Linked DNA regions of Mus musculus: regions 1 and 2 are each linked to region 3. Evidence: chromatin contacts called from ENCODE Hi-C or POLR2A ChIA-PET data. All regions are on one chromosome and are shown on one strand. Each heading gives the region's core, a stretch centred on a gene start or an enhancer-like site at or near the end of the contact. The rest is flanking DNA. Distances are from core to core; before and after follow the strand shown.

Evidence for each region. Hi-C counts contacts between places; a loop is a spot of excess contacts on that map. ChIA-PET counts read pairs that join two places held with the same protein, here RNA polymerase II (POLR2A).
Region 1: POLR2A ChIA-PET joins it to region 3 with 10 read pairs in embryonic stem cell. The contact joins the promoter of Rilp here to the promoter of Inpp5k in region 3. A Hi-C loop is called at or near these places in 1 of 37 maps with a recorded cell type or tissue (v-Abl transformed pro-B cells). POLR2A ChIA-PET finds 5 or more read pairs at or near these places in 2 of 5 experiments (both embryonic stem cell).
Region 2: a map of v-Abl transformed pro-B cells shows a loop between it and region 3 (2.3-fold over the local background). The contact joins the promoter of Slc43a2 here to the promoter of Inpp5k in region 3. A Hi-C loop is called at or near these places in 1 of 37 maps with a recorded cell type or tissue (v-Abl transformed pro-B cells). POLR2A ChIA-PET finds 5 or more read pairs at or near these places in 1 of 5 experiments (Patski).

What each region holds. Positions count from the first base shown.
Region 1 is chr11:75,508,731-75,512,537 of GRCm38, reverse strand. It overlaps Rilp (Rab interacting lysosomal protein), which reads right to left and starts at 2,444. Exons shown (of 8, transcript NM_001029938.2): 1 at 2,166-2,444; 2 at 2,001-2,094; 3 at 1,800-1,906; 4 at 1,531-1,716; 5 at 1,104-1,249; 6 at 636-758; 7 at 104-187. The coding sequence starts at 2,390. Prpf8 (pre-mRNA processing factor 8) reads right to left here. Exons shown (of 42, transcript NM_138659.2): 41 at 3,569-3,771; 42 at 3,091-3,403. The coding sequence ends at 3,249.
Region 2 is chr11:75,530,631-75,534,654 of GRCm38, reverse strand. It overlaps Slc43a2 (solute carrier family 43, member 2), which reads right to left and starts at 2,543. Exons shown (of 14, transcript NM_001199283.1): 1 at 2,241-2,543; 2 at 1,867-2,067. The coding sequence starts at 2,026.
Region 3 is chr11:75,629,642-75,634,028 of GRCm38, reverse strand. Inpp5k (inositol polyphosphate 5-phosphatase K) reads right to left here and starts at 3,009. Exons shown (of 12, transcript NM_008916.2): 1 at 2,832-3,009; 2 at 853-960; 3 at 458-566. The coding sequence starts at 2,929.

The sequences.
Region 1 (3,807 bases), core at 1,195-3,694, 120 kb after region 3:
CAGATCTTAGAACAGCGTGAAAGGCAGTGGAGTGGAAAGAAAGAGTGGAGAAGATCCAGGCAGGCCCCTCCTTCACCTTCCTCCCTCCCCTCCTCCAACATACAAATTCTGGATTCTGGACTCAGGAACTAGGGGAACATCTTCCTTGTCGTTGGAGAGCAGGAGCCACGAGCCATCCTCATCCTCACTAGGATAAAGAAATGAAAGGGCTGTATATCAGGGCCTAAGGGATACTATGAGTCCAGCTTGTGTGGAACCTCCTGAAGGACTTTCAGGAACATCAGGGGAGGATGGAGTGACTACAGAGGCCTCAGGGCTGGAGAGGGGACAGTGAGGGGATCAGGGACTCTTTATAACCAGGCAGACAACAGCCCCTCACAAGACTGCATAGCTTCCTTTAGTAAAGAGATCCAGCCAAGGAAGGAAACATGAGTCTGGAGAAGTAGCATGGACAGTTTCTTCAGCAGGAGGCATAGCAGCCGGGGCAAGCGGGAGCAGTGGATTCCAGAGGAAAGGACGGCAGCTGGAGAGCAGGCTGAGTGAGGTGCCAGGCACAGCTAAGTTGTATCACTGGGCACAGCAGAACTGCAGCAGGCCAAGGGGTTCGTTTGGTGAGCACAGAGGCAGGATCTTACCTGCTCTCTGCTTCTTCAGGTGTCCCTAACATCTTGGCCTTGATCTTCCTCCTCTGTTTCTTGACTGCCACCTTCATGGCTTCAAGCAGAAGCCCAGGAACACGGTGATCTGTGAGCAGCTCTCTAGAGAAGCAGGAAGGGAAGAAAGTGGGAAGGCCAACAGGAGGTGTCAATCAAGTACCTGAGCTCTGCTCACTGTTTCCCCTGGAAACCCGTGAAAGCTCTATACCGCCAACACCTCTGAAATGAGCTTAGATGGCCCCTCCTAAGGATAAGGCTTGCTGCTTCAGTTTGGTGACCCCTGGTGCTGCCCTGTTTGAGTGAGGTTCCAGAAGGGCAAGGACTGTGGAAGTTACTTCTTCCCAGTGCCTGAGCAGGACCCTGGCAATTGTCACTGCTGATCTATAAACGATCCAAAAAATAAGGTGGGGTGACCAGGAACAGGCATCCTGGCTTCCAGTCCCTCACCGCTGGAAGTACGCCAACTCCTCCTTGAGCAAGAACACGTTGGCTTTGAGCTCATTCCGCTCCTGAAGGATTTGCTTAAGCTCTTCCCTGCTGAATCCACACTGGACAGCTTCTGGAAGGTTCCCTGGCTGCTTCTGAGTATCCACCTGTACAAGGTCAGGAATGGTCAGAGAGCAGTCTGTCTTAGCTCTTCCCTAAGTCCCAGCGCTCACAATAATATTATGGGAAGTGTCTGCTGGGAAAACTTAGAGGACAAAGTTGCTGCTACATAGGTGTACATAGCACACAACTGCTGTTGCTACCTTCCAACTTCCTGGGTACCTTCTATACTGCATGGTACATCCATGCCAGGTAAACCCAGGCTGGGTCATCAACTGCTGAATGCTGTGAGCTCTGGGATGTATTTTGACTTCGCTCCGTCTCTTACCGGGTCATCTGAGGTTGCCGCATCAGGTTCCAAGCTCTGTTCTTTAGCCAGCTGGCTGGAGCCATCCTGAGCTATCTGGCGCTCCCTCTCCCGGTCCTGGGCGGCCCTCAACTGGGTCTGCACTGCAGCCAGCTTGTGCCGCAGCTCAGAGTTGATCAGCAGGAGGCGCTGTAGCTGTTCCTGCAGCTAGGGGGTGGAGCGAGAGAGCTAGGGGCGGGGCTCCGAGGGCCGTAGCGGCCCCACCCCACTCCGCCTGGCCCCGCCCTCACCGCTTCGGTCTCTTGGCTTCGGCGCTGCAGATCTCGGTTGTGTGCCCGAAGCTCATCCCGCTGTCTGTCTGTCACCTCCTTGAGCTGTCGGAGCAGCGCGCGCTCCTCTGAGGAAGGGGTGTCTTTAGCACTACCGATCTCTGGGGTACGCAGGCCCCGGCTGCCCCCAGCTCGCTCTGCTCCGGTGGGACCCTCACTCACCCTGCGGCCCGGAGCCTAGCTCCTGGCGGAGGCGTTGGTTCTCCTCGCGCAGCCGCCGCAGCTCCACTTCTGCCTGCTGTGCGGACACCTGCAGCTGGGGGAGCCAGGGGTCTCAGGGTTAGGCCTGCCGGCTCTCAGGGGTAAAAGGAGGAGCCGGTGACTCACCGAGTCCGGAGCCGGCCCCACGGCGGCCTTTTCCAAGAGCTCCAGCGCCCGCACGACTAGTGGCACCAGCCCAGCCGCCGCGTCGGGTCCGAAGCGGCGTGCCAGCCCCTGTAGCTCAGTGCCCAGAGCCCCCGCTAGATGGTACACGAGCTCGGCGGCTGACCCTGCGCCCACTGAAGAAGAGGCCTGACTGGGTAGCCTGGGCGCTGCCCTCCTGGGCTCCATTTTTTCCTCTCTTAAGGTCAAAAGCCACCCACACCCTTAACTGGTGCAGGAAAAAGCTTAACAGTTCCGGCCCAGGAAGTTTAGGGCCATAAGGGGCGGGGTAGAAGCAACCCGGGAGGAACAAATAGGGAAAAAGGCCCTGGAGTGGGAGAGTGCTCTGGGCTCCCTGTGCCCTACAAGGTCACTGGATACAGGTCGGCCAACTTCCAGGCAGGTATCCAAGAGTTGAGGACTAGAGCTGTAAGTGGTCACTTCAGGCAAGCCCTCCCCATAGCGCCTGACCCGGGCTCCACCCCTGGACTTGGCTGCCAAGAGGTGAAAGACTGAAGGTCAGCAAACAGCCTCTACTGGACTGCAGGGACAGTCACTTAAGTATGTTCCCCCACTAGGAACCACACAGTTTACAAAAATGAACGAGACCGGGCACTACAGCTATAGGAGGACCACACAGTCCAAGAAGTGATGTTGAAAATAGGTAGACTCCAAGTACTTTTACAGAGAAACCAGCAAATATGCTCAAAGTAATAAGCCAGCCCCAACTCAGCTCCCTGAGTCTAGGGAGCCTCTAAGCCTCCAGCGGAGAAGGCCTCAAGGCTCTGAAGGCAGGGCCCAGTACCTTGCTGTCAACTGCCCAAGCTAGTCCCCAATCCTCAAACGCCTATGCCCAGAATTTGACCTCATAACAGCAAGAAAACAAAAGCACTATTTATAAAATTTATTACATTTTGTTCAGGATTACAATCTATCAACAACACAAGCACAGAACGCAAAGGGGCTGACTGCTGAATGTCAGCAGCTTGTCTGGGGAGGGCGTTCAAGAGGCTCCAGGCTTTGGGGATCTGAAGCAGAAGGAAGTAACTAGGCATAGAGGTCCTCTCTGTCTGCAGAGTAGACCTCACCCTCCTGCAGAAGGGCGAAGTTGAGGAAGTGGGAGGGCCTGTGGACCTCATGGTAGAATTCCTTGGGGTTTGCCAGCTGCAGCTCGTATTTCATGTTGGGATCATGTCGAACACCTAATGGGAGGGGAAACATCAGAAGTTAATAAGGTTCTGCCTGCCTCACCCAGCCTGGGCCCCTGGACCGTTTCCAAGGCAGCCAGACCTCAAGATGACAAGATGACCAAGCATGCTGGTCACCTGTCTCTACCCCACACTTCCTAGGCACACACAACCACGTACCCATAAAGTTGTAGTTCCAGGAGGACTGGGCGGGGACCATGAAGAAGCCGAGGAATCGGTCAGACAGGAGCATCTGAACCCTCTCGTAGTGCGAGGGTAGGTAGCCTTTGGGGTTGTTGCCTTTGTCTGTGTTCTGCCGGCCCCACTCATACCCACTGGGTGTCAGCTTGTAGGCTGTCAGTGTGCAGGAGCCTGGTGTGAAGCTGGGGTGGGGGGGACAGGGACAGGGTAAGCGCTCA
Region 2 (4,024 bases), core at 1,294-3,793, 99 kb after region 3:
TCAAGATTTCTTGCTGATGTGGGGAAAGACCTGCCAAGAAACCTTAGGCTATTAGGAAACATTTTTGAGTGCTAAAGGCTAAAGGTTGGTTATAAATGATAGGCTTTCTGCCCTCTCCCAGGTGGCCTTTGGTCTCTCCCTTTCTCCCACCTTTCTCCTCTCCTGCTAAGCTCTGTACACTAAGGATCCTCTGGGCAGATCAGAGAAGGGAAGTGAAGACTAACTGACTCGGGTCCAGGCAGTGGGAGCAGGTCCAAGGCTTTCCCTTCCTGCTAAGAATGAGAGGCTGGGTGAGGCAGTATAGGCTTGTCAGCCCACCACTTAGGAGAATGAGATGGAATTATTACAAATTAAAGGCTAGCCTCAGCTACATAGCAAGATCCTTTGTGAAGAACAAAAGACCAAACAACCTTACAGACAAAAAAATTTTTAGAGCCGGGCAGTGGTGGCGCACACCTTTGATCCTAGAATTTAGGAGGCAGAGACAGGCAGATTTCTGAGTTCGAGGCCAGCCTGGTCTACAGAGTGAGTTCCAGGACAGCCAAGGCTACACAGAGAAACCTTGTCTCAGGGAAAAAAAAATTCTTGAGAGCCCAGCAATAATGGTGCACTTTGATCCCAGGACTCAAGAGGCAGAGGCAGGTAGATCCTTGAGTTTGAAGCAAGTTTGGTCTAGGGGTTGAGTTCCAGGACAGACAGGGCTACACAGAGAAACCCTATTTTGAAAATAAAATAAAATAAATAGCAAGCCCACTTCTTAGAGATGACACTCAGGGCGTGGAACCTCTTGCCACCAAGTCTGTCAACCTGAGTTTGACCTCATAAATTCACATAGTGGAAAAAGAGTGTCAACAACCAAAAGCAGTCCTCTGTCATCGACAGCAGTCCTCTGTCATCGACAGCAGTCCTCTGTCAGTCATCCAGTTCTGTGGCCCCCATAAATGAATAAAAAAATGTAAGAAAAAATTTAAAGTAAAAAAGTAAATGAATAGGACTCTAGAAATAAAAAAGACATGCCAGCAGTGACCTACAGAGTCAAGCCTGGGTACGGGGTGGGGCAGAGACAAGAGACAAAGGCAAGAAGCAGTTCTTACCAAGGATGCCTAAGAAGGGGAGAGGATGGCAGCTGACTCGGCCCCACTGATGACCCTACAGCAACCAGGGTATGAAGACAGGAGTGGCAGAAGGAAGGGTGGGGGTAGTGTGGGCCAGCCTCAGCCTGCCTGCAGTCTGTCCTGGAGAGTCTAAGCATCCTTCTACCACTGTCTCCCTTCCTCTTCCTCCCTACGATGTTTTGAAAGCCACTGAGATGTTCTCACAGTTCAGGAGAGGAAATGGCCTTTGGAGAATCATAAAGCAGCAAAAATAGACAAGAAATTCTATCTTGGCAAGCCTTTAAGGGGACTCCATAATGGCCTGACTTAAAAACATGTAGGTCTAGATGAACCTTCCTTCGGGTGGAGGCGAAGCCACTTCCTCTCTCCTGCTGCACCCCGGCCTATGAGAGTTCCTCTTTCTTACACATGTTTTTTTTTTTTTTTTTTTTTTTGCAAGGCAAGCAATGCTGCAGGCCCTGGAAGACCAGAAGGCCAGCAACGTTCCTGACTGCACGCAGGAGTCTATTAGTCTATTAGTCTACAGCTTGGGCAAATGGAAGACTTGTCCCAGCCTCAGTTTCTCCATCCACAAACAGGGACGATGATAATGATACGCACCCAGAGAGCTGGATGAGGATCAAATGGGCTTTTTGGCACTTAGAGGCGCTGTGCAGCAAGCAGGCATAGCTGGCTTACATCTTCACCACCAACCGCCCTCTCCCAAAGACCCACTCCAGAAACCTGCCCCCGACCGAGGCGCCCATCTCACCTGGCTTCGTACACAGGTAGGAGTAAAAGCCCTCGGACTTGAGCATGATGAGCAGCGAACCCCAGCCCAGGAGGACTGCGGAGAAAAGGAGGTTTTCCAACACAGCGGTGCAGGCCATCCACCAGCGGCGCCGATGGGCAGTGGCCAGGGTGGGCGCCATGGTGCGGTGTGGCGGTGGTCGGGCTCCGGTTCTGCAGACACCTGCGCGCAGACCTCAGCTTCAGCGGTGGCTCTACCCAACCCGTGTAGCCGCTGGCGCACAGCCTGTCAGTCCCTTGCAGCCCAGGCTATAGGTGCCCGCCGCAAAAGAAAAGAACCCTAGCCCTGTCAGGGACCTGGGCCACCCCGTACCCGCAGCTACCTGGTAACGCTACCTTAGGCCACAGTGGAGCCCCGCTGGCCAAGAGGAAAGGCTTCTCCCTTAGTTCACTCGGAGGTAAACTGAGGCATGGCAGCTGGAAAAGGGCTAATTATGCTCAAGGACGTGGAGCGGGTCCTGATCCCAAGCAAGACTGAACAGCCACTTTGGGGGCCGGAAAGGGAGGCAGCTCGTAGTAAGGTCACCTGAGCAGAGGCTCACCTGAGAGCTGCCACTCCCAGGGACCCTGACAGGCTCCCGCCCGCCCGCACTCGAGACCCTTCCTTAGTGCTTGTTCCTTCAACCACAAAATCAGCACAGGGAGCCCCGAAACGGCCCGCCCACGGCGCTTTCATTGGCGGGACCGCACAGGAACTGCCGCGCCATTGGTTAGTGTTTAGGTCGCTAGGCGCTACCGCCACGCGAACCCCGCATGGGAGAGGCGAAGCCGGTTCAAACCGGCGGCGCGAGCCAACCGCGCGACCCCCGTGTCGGGCTGTTACCCCGGCGATTAGCCCGTTTCCATAGAAGCGGATCCCGTCCCTCTGTCCTCCTGGCCTTTTTCGTTACGTCTCCCTCCCGGTGTCGTCCCTCTGACAAGTATGCACCTTCCCTCCAACCCCTGCCTGCGAGCGGCTTCAGGTTCTCGCACCCTCGTCTGAGACCCGGATCCTGGGAGTCCAGCTCACCCGGCTCCTACCAGTGTGTATCGGGCCCGCCCGGCGCCTTTTCTGTCCCCTTTATTTCCAGCCCTTTTATTCCTATCCTAAGATGAAAAACACTGCCGCCCGTTGATTGGCTGAGTGGGGCTGGAAACAGGCGTCGGCCAATCAGCAGCTACCCACCCGCCCCCCGGCGAGCAGAAGCCGGTTCCGGCCGGACTTGGAGACAAACAAGAGGAATGGGGGGGCTGGGGGGCGGCTCGGGCAGGCCCAGCTCTACCCAGTTAAACTGGAGTGCCCCTCGACCCGGTGACCGCCGCGGGCATCGCCCCACGCCCTTCTCGTTGCCCTCTTCCTTGTCAAGTTCATGGGTCAGCGTTTCAGGGAGTCTTGGTCCACAGCGAGCTGGGCTCCAAGCACCGTGCGGTTCGGCCCGCAGTATAGACCACCGTTCTCGCCCGGAGAGAACCAGGGCCGGATGCTCCAACTCCGCAGGCCATTACCGCCCTTTTGTGCTGTTTCCCGGCCTGCTCCTTGGGCTTTGTGTCCGGGCTCCTCGCTGCCTAGCCCCCGTTGTCCTATCCAGGCGCTGTCTACGGGTATCAGAACACCCCGACCCAGGTCGTGGCATAATTACCGCATCCCTGCTAGATCTCCCGACTCACCGGGTCCTTGCCTGGAATCAGGTGCCTCCTGCCTGGTCTTTAATCGGTGTCCCTTAAGGGTCTGTAGTCAGGATTTTGGACTAAGAGCCCCTGGTCCTCCAGTTGTCGCCATCCCCATCCCGCGCCCTCTTTTCTCGGTGCCTTCAGAGACCGGTCAGTGTTCAGGCCGGTCACCTTGGCATGCCCTGCCCTCCCACTTTCCCAAACGACTCTTTCATGTGGCTGGCACACTTTCTCGTCCACCCTTCTTCATGCTGTGAGCAATCCCGAGCACCTAGTTAGTCTAAGTCTGACTTTGGAGAGCGCGATAGATCACTAGGGGTCCAAAGAGCTCCGTCCTTTCTGTATCATCAGCGGAGCTGCGCTGCTCTGAGGACCTGCTTGGACGTGGAATGGAGCCTCAGCACGAAAGATTTGGCTGTCCGTCCGAGTCTCCCTGACGAGAGGCACTAACCTCCCCTCAGAAAACACTC
Region 3 (4,387 bases), core at 1,760-4,259:
TCTGAGCTTTGGGTTTATCTGTAAAGAATTTCTATCTTGAGAGTTAAGACTGTAAAATAACACACACCAAGAGCTTATTGATAATGCTTACTACCAAGTGAGCACTCAGTACATTGTAGCAAGTGCTACACTCAAGAGATTTCATGCTGGGCAGTAAGGAGAGACCAGAGGGTAGGCCAGGAATAAGACTGAGAAAACATCTAGGTGTGAAGCTAACCCCTGGACTCATCGCTCAGACTGAGACAGCATAAGGCAGGCAGGCGTTCCAGGCAGCCAAGTGTAGTGTGAGCTTTAAACCTTTTGATGAATGGAAAAGAACATGAAAAGCCAAGTGGAAGAAAGAGGAGTACATCAGACAAACACTTAGCTGCATGGGAGAAAGGGAAACGCATCAGACAAGCGACTCAAGTCAGCGCAGGTGAAACACATTCCTCCACTGCCCAGAAATTTAACTTACCTTGACAAAGTTCAGTGGGGAAAGCATATCCATGAAGAGACTGCTCCATGGGTCTTCAAAAGCAGCATCAGAAAGAAGGCTTATGATTCCAAAATTCATTTCCTGCAAACTGACCATTCCAAGGCAGAGGATCACCCCTGGCCTGGAGGATACTGACTCTCCCACAGCCATCATCAGACTCTCAGGCCTGCATTCTGAAGACCAAGAGGCCTCCCTTTCCTAGCTGTGTGGCTGTTGACCTCCAACCCATAACCATTGCTGACCCAGGACAAGAAACACAAGACTGGACCCAGGGAGGATGAAAGCTCCTCCCCTTCAGACTCTAACACAAGCGAGGACAGGTTACATCAGCCCTCTACAGGGATAGGGGGTGCAGGGGCCCTTCAGACACTTACCCAATGATATATATGTCCAGATTCAGGTCTTGGTTGTTCAGTTGAAGTAGGTCACTGAGGTCTACAGTGGGGGCTGCGGAGGCCACATTCCACGTCACAACATGTACGCTGTGGAAAGGATGTTAAGTCACAGGGGATGGAGGCTAAGATTTTTCCAGATAGCAGGCAAAGACCTAGGTATGTGCAAGGCTTCCGCTGCAGTGATCATGGGAAATGTGTCTGCATGTTTGTTTGTTTGGTGCTTTTGAGGCTGTGTCTCACTATGCAGCCCTGGCTGGCCTCAACTCCTTACGGAGATCAGCCTTCTTCTGCCTCCTAAATTCTGAGATTAACGTTGTTAATCTCACTATGCCCAGCTTGCTTCTGCATCGTGTGGTAGGAAAGAGGAAAAGGAGCAGTGGATTACCCAGCTTTCACCTTCCCTTTCATGCCTGGAAAGCAGGAATCTCTTCCCTCCCTCCAACTGGCTCTTCTAGGCAGGTTTACAGTCGCCCATAGCTGGCAGTACCTGGCACAGAGCTGCCAAAGGGAGCTCAAATGCCATTGGCCAGAAGGAAAGAATGATTGCGTTTGAGAGACAGGAACCTATTAGCCCCTCCAGCTACAGAAACCTCACTCATCCTCTGTGGCCCAGTCAGCAACTCTGCATGCTTACTCCTCAACCTATGGGTTCCCAAGAGCACCGAGAGGGAATTGGAGGTTGACTGAGCATGGCCATGTGCTTCAGAGCTACGAGAACAGAAACTCAGAAAGAGAGAGGCTGACAGCGTATTCCCTTCCCCTCTCCTACCTTGCAGATCCTTGGCACACAACAAATCCTGCCAAGGCCTTCACGTAGCCTAGGGACAAGTTTCTGAGTAACAGGTTTCTTATTATCTGTCTCACGAGTCTACTCTCTCTTGGGACAAGTCGCCAGTTGGTACATAACATTCCAACCTCCGCTCTCCACAAGTCTCAGTATCAGGAGAAATAATCAACAGCTCTTAAATACCACCACATCCATCACAAGTTCAGAAAAGCGAAGACTTAGGGAGACCTTCAGTGAGGGTGTTGCTATAGCAACACTCCAAGAAGCCCAGACTGTCTCCAGGACAGAGCAAGCAGGAGCTCAGACTCTACAGATGAAACCTGAGTTCCAAGAATACCGAGGCACTGAAGCACAAGATCCCGCAGAGCCACCCAAAAAGGGGAGGGGGGCATTTCCTTCTCCACCAGAGCCTGTTCTTAAAGTGTGACTTGTAAACAAAACAAAACAAAAAAATTCCTGGTTAGCTTCAAGCAGCTCCCTGCCTCTCCCTATGAATATAAACAAAATAATACAAAAACCTTCCTCTCAAGTCCTCTGAGAGACTGTCATTTTGTCTGTTTACAGTCTCCCCCTGCTGTCCGGCAGGTAACCGGTTTCTTTACTCAGTGGCTCCTTGTATTCCCACTCTAAGTGGATAAAAAATAAAACTCGGGATTTGGCATCCCAATCCTCAACTTTGATGATTAGTAACAAATCCATGCACCGCGAATTACGCTCAATTGGACGATTAGCAGTGTTCCTCGTGATTTAAGAGCGGGCATGAGACCAGGCTTTACCTCGCTAAAGGATCTTATCTAAATCTGATTTCGGATTTCTAGAGATCACAGCCCGATCAAGAAGACCCCATGATGTACTGCTGAAAAACAGGAACAAAACTTCTAATCTACAACTGTAGGGGCAAATGTTGGTCCTTAGCAATCTAACCCTGTCTGCTCCAAGAATCAACTGGACACTTGCTTGGGGAGCATCTGCAGTGACCAACTCGGCAGCCAAAGTTTAGAGCGTGCATCAATCCTAACATAGCCCTTTCAGTACTGGCCTGACAGAATTCGGGTATCTAAACTAGGGCAGCCTTGATCCTACTGTGGTTTTGAAATCCAGCCCCACAAATCAGACTGGGCTGAAGACAGCTAACCGCCAGGAACCGACCGGCCTACACCTGCGTCCTCACCTGAGTGCAAAGCCTTTCGGTGCGCTCGGCCTCCTTAGACTCACAGCCGACATTATTCCCTCGCGGTAACCCGGTGTGTTCCTGTCTCCGTGCTGCATCTAGTGCGAGCCGGAGCAGCCCTTGGTCTCCGGTCTCAGCAGCACTGCTCCCTCCGGATTGTTTTTCTTCCGGATTCGGACTGCGCTTCGGCTTCCGTAGGAGGTGGATCCAGAGTGTCTAGGGTTTTGGGGTGCGGTTGGAGGACAGAGGCGGGGCTTTACAGCAGAGCGAACCGCCCAGAGGCGGAGCTGAGCCAGGCTCAGAGAGGCGGGCTCTACATGTCATCCACTCCCGACGCCATACCGCCGGCCCGGACGCGGGAGTGGGCGGTGGCGGGGCCACCTAGGCTCCGCATTCCCAGCCTGCTTTGCGCAAGGGCGCGGGCGTGAGGAGCGTTGAGGGCGGAAGTTGCTGCGGCTCGAGGACTCGGGCTGCTTCGTGATCGTCCCGCAGCGTACGGTCTTCGCTGTCGCCTGCCCACCCTCAGAAACCGGGAGTGGACAGGATGGGGAGCCTCACTGTAGTCTGTTCGGCCTCTCTCGCCCACACTATAAGTAATTTCTCATGTTCCTTGGCGCCCTCATAGGGGTCAGAGAACACTTCCATTCATTTAAGTGACTTGGTGATCGTCATTTAAAAAAATTTTTTTTTCCATCTGAGACAGTCTTGCTAGTAAGTACTGGGGCTTGTTATACAGACCAAGTTGATTTTCCGACCTCAGCTGAGATTACACCACCACGCCCAACTTGAAACTAGTTTTGCTGAATACAAAGCAAAATAATTTAGGATCCCCGAGAGCTATCAGTGAATGAAAAACAAGCCGTTGCTATTTGGTGTATATTCATGGTGACTGTTTACTTTGCCAGACACTTCGATTTATTATTTCCTTTAGATCTCTGGGTCTTAATTTTTGAGGGGTAGGGGGGATAGTGCATGGGGTTGTTTTTACAGTTATGACTTCCCCCAGGGAAATGGGAGTGTTGTTTTAGCACACTGTAGTACCAGCTACCCAGTGATGCCTCAAGAACCCACAAAAGCTCCACTACCTGAAATACATGTTCTGGAACCCGGTGTAGTGATGTTATTTCCAAAACTCACCGAGATTGGTTACTCCAAGTTTGAGTCCAGTTTGGGCTACCTTAAAGTTTCAGGGCATTCGAACTGTGCTGTGATTCATTCTCAAAATGGAAGGGAAGGGGACAACTTCTACCAAGTCTAACTAACCACCTGAGCTTTACCCCTGGATGGAAGACAAGAATCACAGTTGTAGCCATAAACACAGTAATAAAGCTGAAAGTACTGGAGAGGGCTCACAAGTTAAGAGCACTTACAGACCACTGAAGTTGGGTTTGATTCCCTTCACCCACACGGTGGCCCATAATCATTCTAATTCCAGTTGCCCTTTCCCCTCTCTGGGTACTAAGCATGCCAGTGGTGCACATTAACCTCGTCCACTTGCAGTGAAATTAACAAACCTGGTCTAGTATTCTCATTAGGCCAAGCTAGCCTCAAACACA